Regions from separate parts of the Homo sapiens genome. Here all the other regions are linked to region 1. Evidence: chromatin contacts called from ENCODE Hi-C or POLR2A ChIA-PET data. All regions are on one chromosome and are shown on one strand. Each heading gives the region's core, a stretch centred on a gene start or an enhancer-like site at or near the end of the contact. The rest is flanking DNA. Distances are from core to core; before and after follow the strand shown.

Region 1 (2,920 bases), core at 421-2,920:
GATTCCGAGGCTGTGTCCAGGTTCAGTGGGGAAAAAGTGCCTTGATTTGACCATTATATCGTGTACTCAGGGCCTAGTTTATTTCCCACAAGCAGCTATTTAAAACATGTCTCATCCAAGGCAGGGTCGGGGTGGGGAACCTCAGAGGATCAATGATGCAGCCTGTATTGTCACCAGGGCTCATCCCAAAGCAAATCCTGCTGAAGTTCTCCTCTGAACAACCCTTATCACTCATGCTAATATGTTGGATCCTGCAAGTCACAAATACGAAGGTATGAGCATTGGCCGAATCCCAACAGGGAAACTTCACCGGGAAGGTGAAGACCCCTTTCCATTAAGATAACAAACAGAACCTAGAAGGCCCGTAGCATGGTGGCTTAGAACATGTGGGCCTTGGATGGGATCCTGCCAAGGGGTGTGTGACCTCTCCGAAGCCTCCAGGGATGATACTACTCCCTGGGGTGCTTATGCCAACCACGTTAGAGACAATGGTTTCTGTACCCATTGCCTGGGGCTGCCATAATAAAGTGCCACACACTGAGTGGCTTAAAACAACAGAAACCTATTGTCTCACACTTCCGGGGGCCAGAAGTTTGAAACCCAGGTGTGTTAGGATCCTGCTCCCTCTGAAGGCTCCAGGGAAGAGTGTCCTCTGCTCCCTCCGAAGGCTCCAGGGAAGGGTCTGTCCTCTTAGGCTTCTGGTGGCTTGCAGGTGCAGCCCTCCAATCCTCCTCCCCAAGCGGCCTTCTGCCTATAAGGACACGAGTCATACTGGATGAGGGGCCCACTAATTGATGGCTTCTGTAAAGTCCCCATCTCCAAATAAGGTCACATTGTGAGGTACTGGGAGTTAGGACTCCAACATAGCTTCTCTGGTGGACACAATTCAACTCCTAATAACGTCCACACAACCCCAAGCAGGGCCTGGCACCCTGTGTGCTCTCTGGAGAGCGGCTGAGTCAGGCTCTGGCAGTGTCTAGGCCATCGGTGACTGCAGCCCCTGGACGGCATCGCCCACCACAGGCCCTGGAGGCTGCCCCCACGGCCCCCTGACAGGGTCTCTGCTGGTCTGGGGGTCCCTGACTAGGGGAGCGGCACCAGGAGGGGAGAGACTCGCGCTCCGGGCTCAGCGTAGCCGCCCCGAGCAGGACCGGGATTCTCACTAAGCGGGCGCCGTCCTACGACCCCCGCGCGCTTTCAGGACCACTCGGGCACGTGGCAGGTCGCTTGCACGCCCGCGGACTATCCCTGTGACAGGAAAAGGTACGGGCCATTTGGCAAACTAAGGCACAGAGCCTCAGGCGGAAGCTGGGAAGGCGCCGCCCGGCTTGTACCGGCCGAAGGGCCATCCGGGTCAGGCGCACAGGGCAGCGGCGCTGCCGGAGGACCAGGGCCGGCGTGCCGGCGTCCAGCGAGGATGCGCAGACTGCCTCAGGCCCGGCGCCGCCGCACAGGGCATGCGCCGACCCGGTCGGGCGGGAACACCCCGCCCCTCCCGGGCTCCGCCCCAGCTCCGCCCCCGCGCGCCCCGGCCCCGCCCCCGCGCGCTCTCTTGCTTTTCTCAGGTCCTCGGCTCCGCCCCGCTCTAGACCCCGCCCCACGCCGCCATCCCCGTGCCCCTCGGCCCCGCCCCCGCGCCCCGGATATGCTGGGACAGCCCGCGCCCCTAGAACGCTTTGCGTCCCGACGCCCGCAGGTCCTCGCGGTGCGCACCGTTTGCGACTTGGTGAGTGTCTGGGTCGCCTCGCTCCCGGAAGAGTGCGGAGCTCTCCCTCGGGACGGTGGCAGCCTCGAGTGGTCCTGCAGGCGCCCTCACTTCGCCGTCGGGTGTGGGGCCGCCCTGACCCCCACCCATCCCGGGCGAGCTCCAGGTGCGCCCCAAGTGCCTCCCAGGTGTTGCCCAGCCTTTCCCCGGGCCTGGGGTTCCTGGACTAGGCTGCGCTGCAGTGACTGTGGACTGGCGTGTGGCGGGGGTCGTGGCAGCCCCTGCCTTACCTCTAGGTGCCAGCCCCAGGCCCGGGCCCCGGGTTCTTCCTACCCTTCCATGCTGCCAGCTTTCCCTCCGCCAGCTGCTCCAGGAAGCTTCCAGAAGCCCCTGCGCGGGCCTTGGCTTGCAGCAACCCTTTAGCATACTTAGGCAGAGTCCCATATTTCCTTCCTGCTGGAGGCCAAGTTCTAGGGGCCTTCTGGTTACTATGGCTGGTGTTTGTGTACATCATACCCTAACTGTATTCATCAACACTTAGAGTAAGCAAGGCTCGCTGGAGAGCCACACACACTGGGCACCGTAATGTCGGTTATAACACCGCAGAGGAGTTCTGAACTATGTATTTCGCACTCCTGGGTTCATCATCTCCTGAAATCTCAGGGTGGTGTTTGCTCTCAGTTGCTTCAGCTGAGTAGCTGGCTTTCTGTCCTGGAAAGCAGACTTTGTACATGTGTGTGCAACCTATGCCTGCTGAGATCATCATCAGACAGGGAAGCGGCTTGGTCCAGAGAGCTGTTCTCAGTAGAATGTTAAGCACAGAGAGCTGAGAATTAGACTGGTTATTTACATAGACATCCAAATAGAAACCTATAGAGTATCTGTTAAGTCAGGCTCTCCCGTCATCTCCCCCATCCCTGGGCAGGTGTCTAGGAGATGGTTTTGTTATTTTCAGGGCCCTCTCAATGGCTAAAACACTCTGGGAGATGAACAAGATTTTAAAAACCCAAAGCTTAGCGCACCTGGTGGGTGGGGGTGTGAAAACTTTGAAGGAAACCGCGTCAAGAGCCTGGCTGATTGTTAATATCACGTTAACTCAGAGGGCCAGGATACTTGCCCAGACCCGGAGTCTGCCTGCAAGTAGCAGAGGAGAGCTGGCCTTGCTCTGCCGCGTGTCTTTCTTCCTGGGCCCTCTGTCTCGGGTTGGAATTTGAA
Region 2 (2,920 bases), core at 121-2,620, 6.5 Mb before region 1:
TGCCCCTACTGGTTCCACAGTACTCCTCTCCTAAGTACACTTCCATATTTCTTGCTGAACTTAAAATGCCAATAGAAGCGATTTCTTCACCTCCATCAGGGCCACACCTCAGGTAAAGGAAGCAGGGGTTTTCATCTTTGTTGTTGTGGTTTCTCTTCAAAATCACCAGATCCTGACTGAGAAGAAAATTGGTGAAAACATCACACAGTATAGTTCTCTGAACATGACTCTTCTTTTTTGAGACGGAGTCTGGCTCTGTCGCCCAGGCTGGAATGCAGTGGCTCCATCTCGGCTCACTGCACGCTCCGCCTTCCGGGTTCACGCCATTCTCCTGCCTCAGCCTCCCAAGCAGCTGGGACTACAGGCACCCGCCACCGCGCCCGGCTAATTTTTTGTATTTTTCGTAGAGACGGGGTTTCGCCGTGTTAGCCAGGATGGTCTTGATCTCCTGACGTCGTGATCCGCCCGCCTCGGCCTCCCAAAGTGCTGGGATTACAGGTGTGAGCCACCGTGCCCGGCCGGGGCTTCTTTCTTCTAACTCACTTCCACTTGCCCTTGAGGTCCAAGCACCTTCCCAAGCATCCAAGAAGCGCTCAACACAGAATTCATACGGAAATGAAGGTGTCACACATCAGGGCTTTCCCAAACTCTATTTTTTCCTCAATCAACATTCTACTCAATCCCCTGCAATTGACTCTCGGATAATTACATAAATCACTGGGCACCTACTGGGTGCAGGGCACAATGAAAGACAAAAGTGTATCTTTTTCGAAATTAAGTCGACAGCGATCATCTATAGCTGGACTTTTTACACAGCCTGTTTTGGTGGACAGGAGGTGTCTTGTTTGAGGGTAGAGGGGCGGACTGACTTTGACAGCAGCCCTGAGGGGCTATCACGCCTGATGGGGACGTTATATGAAATTCCGAGTCCGGGTCACCTTCCCCCTCTCACGCCCAGGAGCCTCGGCCCCTTCCCGGCCGGACCCACCCCCCTCCGCCCACCCCGGACGACCTCGCAGCTCCCCTCCCCAACTAGAGACCTGGTACCAACTGCTCTCCCGGATCCCGGGCTCAGACCCTCTCGCCTCCCCTCACAGCTCCCCTAGAAGCGCGGCAGTTGCCGAGCATAGCGACCCCGTCCCCGTCGGCCCGGCGCACCCTGGAGCAGGCGGTGCCAGCAGCTCCTCCCAGTCGAAGTCACCGGGGCCGAGACCGGCCCGGGTGAGGAGGAGGCTGTGGGTCAGGGCCCCGCCTGCAACATCCCAAGAAGAGGCCAGCGTGGGGCGGCGGGTGAGGCCCCCGTCCTCGGTCCGCGTCTCCATTCCGCCGCCTTCAGTCAGGCCAGCCCAGCCCCGGAACCTCTCTTCCAGTGCTTGAATTTCCGCCGGTACAGCGTGGAAATGGGCAGGCAAAGCGACTTCCGGCTCACTCCGCTTCAAGTACCCGCCGCTTCTTGCTTTGGTGGGGAGAGCAGGCACCAGAGACACGCATGCGCATGTGCCAGCTGGCCTCAGGCGCGGCGTTCAAAGTGTGCGGGGAGGAGGTCGAGAGCGGAGCATGCGCACTGGCAGACCCTTGCTCTTTCGCTGGAGACTATGCGCAGGCGCGGTGCACTGCGCGCCGGCACGAGGGTGTTTTCGACGTTGGCTGTGGGGAAACAGCAAGCGGCGTGGACGACCGTTGCTGAGCTGGTGTGGAACGTCTGTGATCAGGTAGGTGTAGTCTCGTCGCTCTACGCTGCGTGCAAGACCGACTCCTGACCTCGTTCTTTCCCAAGGGGACGCCAGGGCCTTTTCTGCTTCCATTCCGTCGGATCTGCAGCATTTGTGGCAGCTAGCGCGGCGGACGCGCTGCCGATTCGGGTTATTTTTACTTCGAATTCTCCTAGCCTCCCTCACACATATTCTCGCTTTAGAGGGGGGCTGAAGCGGATGATGGGGTTTTGGGGTTGAAGGGCATCTGTGATGGGCATTGAGCCACGCTGGCCTTCGCCGGGTGCTGTCTCAGCTGACGCCCCCTGACCCCATGTGCAACCCTCAGGCCGCAGGAACCCGGGCATCCAGGGCTGGACGCTCTAGGTGACAGAAATTTGAAATGCAAGAAAGACCCAGACACCGAAGGCAGGGGCTGCCCCATGAGATCGCTCCTCATGGCACTGGAAACAGCGAGTGGAAAGGGGGGGTCTCAGAACTCTGTTGAAGTAGAATATGAACTCAGTCTTGAAGGAACTTAAGGCTACGGATGCAGAACAGTGGGAGCAGATGGAACTTTCTAGATGCCCCACGGGATGGGACTGTATATAGTGTGCCCCCTCATCCTCCTCCTGTAGAGGCTTGTGCAGATTATTTTTCTGTCTTTTGAAAAAAGCAAACTCTGAAATTCCACTTGTCTATAATCTAGAGTTCCAAAGTTGTGTTTAAGGTGGTATCCTCTCTAGGAAATAACGTTTTTGCTCACCCATACTCTAATTTTCTTTCAGAGCTGTCTATTCTGGGTTCATGACTCAGTGCGCATTACTTTAATCTTTTTGCTTATGTTTTCGTTTGAGTTTATGTACTAGGACTTGTGCCCTCTAGCTAAAAATGAGAATAAACTTTGCATTCTGTTTACCTGTGTCAAAGCAAGAAAAATGATGACCAAATGTATTTTTCTATAAGTAATCACCAGAATGTACGTATGGTAGGTGAATTCACCAAGATTGAAAGAGAGAAATGTCACCAAAGGTCTATCATAGCAGAATTGTAAAGTCCTCGTTTGCAAAGATTTTTTTAATATTTCAGACTCATTCTAAGTTGTCCTTGTCATTATTTTTGTCCTGTATGTCCTGCTTCCTGTGGTTGTAAGTTAACTTTGATCCACATTAATACATGTGGACAATCCGAAGGAAAATAGGCTCTTCAGAAACTAATCTGCAATTTCA
Region 3 (2,920 bases), core at 138-2,637, 6.5 Mb before region 1:
TATTTGTAAGTGCTTCATACAAATTATATCAGCTTTAGCAGGTTACTCGTCATATTTTGACACAGTATACACTGATTTTGTCCTTACGTCTTCACATTTTGAACATACCCTTTACAGGTAAGAAGGAATTATCCCCTAAAATATAAGGATAAAAGAATCTGGAATCTAGGCCCGACGCGGTGGCTCACGCCTGTAATACCAGCACTTTGGGAAGCCGAGGCGGGTGGATCATTTGCGGTCAGTTCAAGACCAGCCTGTCCAACATGAGGAAACCCCGTTCTTACTGAAAATACAAAAATTAATTGGGCAGTAGTGGTGTTCGCCTGTAATCCCAGCTACTCGGGAGGCTGAGGCAGGAGAATCCCTCGAGCCTGAGAGGCGGAGGTTGCGGTGAGCCGAGATCGGACCACTGCACTCCAGTCCGGGCGAGAGAGTGAGACGCTGTCTCAAAAAACAAAAAACTGTAATCTGAATTCAATTTTTCTACAACACACCCCCAGACAAAAAAAACTTGGCCAGCCGCGGTGGCTTGCGCCTGTAATCTTTGGGAGGCCGAGGCGGGCGGATCACAAGGTCAGGAAATCGAGACCATCCTGGCTAACATGGTGAAACCCCGTCTCCACTAAAAATACAAAAAGTTAGCTGGGCCTGGTGGCAAGCGCCTGTATTCCCAGCTACTCGGAGGCTGAGGCAGGAGAATGGCGTGAACCCAGGAGGCGGAGGTTGCAGAGGTTGCAGTGAGCCGAGATTGCGCCACTGCACTCCAGCCTGGGCGACAGAGCGAGACTCCGTCTTAAAAACAAACAAAAAACAAAAACTTGTTTTGTACCTCTCCATAGCTTAGTATTACTTTTTAACACAAACACCTATTGTTCTCTGTCTGCATGCACTGGAATTGAGGTCTGTGGATGTGCCTTTCCTGACAATATTTCTTCACGCTTGCTGCCCACTGGTGCTGTGAGGGCACAATAACGAATGTTTACTTTGCCCTTGCACTCTTCACATCTGGGAACCGCAAAGGAGCGCGGTGGTCGGACTGTCAGCCTCGCCTTCTATTCTTTGATTTCCAGTAACTTATTTTCGAAAGATTGCTGGAGGGAAAGGCTCAACGTCTCTTTTGGGATTTTCCTAAGCAGAAAGACCTCATCCTAACAAAACTGAGGCGCCAATCCTACTGGCTGGCAACTTTCGGCAGGGAGGGTGATTCTATTTGAAGATCAATCCTAACTCTGGGACCCCTTGGGAATGTCCAGGAGCTAGGAACGCAGCGCCGCGGTCTCTCCAGCCTCTGGTCCCTGGGAGCAAGCAGGGCACCGGTGGAGCAGGTGCCTCTGGGGCCGCACGGAAACCCAGCTAGGCCAGTTCCTCCACTGCGCCGGTAGGCGGCGGAGACGCTGCGCGTGCGCGCAGGGCAGACGGTAGAGCGGAGACGACGCTCCCAGACTCCTCCGGTCTCCCCGGGCAGCATGAAGACCGCCGAGAACATCAGAGGAACCGGCAGCGACGGGCCGCGGAAACGAGGCCTCTGCGTCCTCTGTGGCCTCCCCGCGGCAGGAAAATCGACTTTCGCGCGCGCCCTCGCCCACCGGCTGCAGCAGGAGCAGGGTTGGGCCATCGGTGTTGTCGCGTATGATGACGTCATGCCCGACGCGTTTCTCGCCGGGGCAAGAGCGCGACCGGCGGTCAGCACGGAGGGGCGGGGCCTGGGCCGCGGGGCGGGGCGGGGCGGGGCGGGGCGGGGCGGGGACACTCGCGTCCACGCGGTCCTGGGTGATTTGCCATGAGCGCCCATTGCTTGGTGTGGGAGGTGAAGTTCGAGAAAAGTGGAGCTGGGTTAACATAGTTACTGCAGAGGGTGAATGCGTTGGCTGTAGAAAGTGGTTACAAAGCCAACTGTTAGAACGATGCATTTTAGATGCTTATCTGTATATTTGATGCATGTATATGTTGTATATTCTATACAGTTGAGTCTTCAGACAGGGTCAGGTTCTCAAGTCAGCGTGCAAGGTGGAAAGCCCCTATAGTCAAATGCACTGTCGAAAATCCCTTAGGAAGTTTCTCCTTAGGAGAGGGAAAGAAGTTCTAAAACTTGAACGTCTAGCTACGGGTGGATTCAGGTTTTGTAATTTGAGGAATCCTCTTTAAGAAAAGGAATAAAAACTATAAGTAACAAAATTTCTGGGGTCCCTCAGAACGATAGAAAGAGGCTGTACAAATGCATTATCAGACCTATGAAGCTTAATCTTTGTTCATCTCAAAGTAAATCTGCCTCTGCCAGCTTTGGGAAGGATGGCTGTTTCTTAGTTGACCACCAGAGGAAGTAATGGGTTTGTATTTACGGAAAAACTTGTATGTTCCAAATACATCTCTTTAAGCCCTCCTCATCTCACACTCAGCACAGTGAGATACATCCTCTTGGAGAAGCATGTGGAAACTGAGACCACTGGGGGAAGAGTAGATTACATTCGTGTTTCTCATGCTCACTCTTGAGTAAATACTCTTTGAAATATTCTGAAATGTTAACATTATTATTTTTGTTGTTTAATGCCTAATGTAGATGAATTTACAGAAATCAAATGCAAATGTTATGTGACTCTACTTTCTAAGTATATATACAAAAATACAGTACATTTGGTGCATGGGCTCTCCAGCAAGGTGTATCTACTTTCTCATTCTTGGTTAATTGTGAAGTAAGTGCAGTGTCAGGATAGCGCAGGATTGACCTGGATGATAGTATTTTCAACACTTCGGAGAAAGCTGAAAGTTGTCGATAGGGATTGTTGTATTTGCTGGCTTTCCCTTCACTTGTATTATGTTGTTTTTTCCACGCTTTTCCTATGGACAAAGACTGTGGGACTCATCTGCTCACTTAGGAAGTGATATGTGTTTCCAATTTAGTGGGTTTAGCTGATGTGTTTGT

The links. Hi-C counts contacts between places; a loop is a spot of excess contacts on that map. ChIA-PET counts read pairs that join two places held with the same protein, here RNA polymerase II (POLR2A). Pooled maps may share reads with other maps.
Region 2: a loop to region 1 is called in a pooled map, with 25 times the contacts of the local background. The contact joins the promoter of C10orf88 here to the promoter of MGMT in region 1. A Hi-C loop is called at or near these places in 5 of 50 pooled maps.
Region 3: a pooled map shows a loop between it and region 1 (20-fold over the local background). The contact joins the promoter of PSTK here to the promoter of MGMT in region 1. A Hi-C loop is called at or near these places in 5 of 50 pooled maps. POLR2A ChIA-PET finds 5 or more read pairs at or near these places in 2 of 52 experiments (OCI-LY7 and activated B cell).

The regions. Positions count from the first base shown.
Region 1 is chr10:129,465,571-129,468,490 of GRCh38, forward strand. It overlaps MGMT (O-6-methylguanine-DNA methyltransferase), which reads left to right and starts at 1,671. Exons shown (of 5, transcript NM_002412.5): 1 at 1,671-1,726. RefSeq lists silencers at 1,311-1,750, 1,771-1,970 and an enhancer at 1,537-2,459.
Region 2 is chr10:122,952,857-122,955,776 of GRCh38, forward strand. It overlaps C10orf88 (chromosome 10 open reading frame 88), which reads right to left and starts at 1,371. Exons shown (of 6, transcript NM_024942.4): 1 at 1,159-1,371; 2 at 1-176. The coding sequence starts at 1,322. It overlaps LOC124902519 (a long non-coding RNA gene), which reads left to right and starts at 1,586. Exons shown (of 2, transcript XR_007062325.1): 1 at 1,586-1,712. RefSeq lists a silencer at 1,087-1,166.
Region 3 is chr10:122,979,014-122,981,933 of GRCh38, forward strand. PSTK (phosphoseryl-tRNA kinase) reads left to right here and starts at 1,388. Exons shown (of 6, transcript NM_001363531.2): 1 at 1,388-1,682. The coding sequence starts at 1,467. RefSeq lists an enhancer at 1,400-1,719.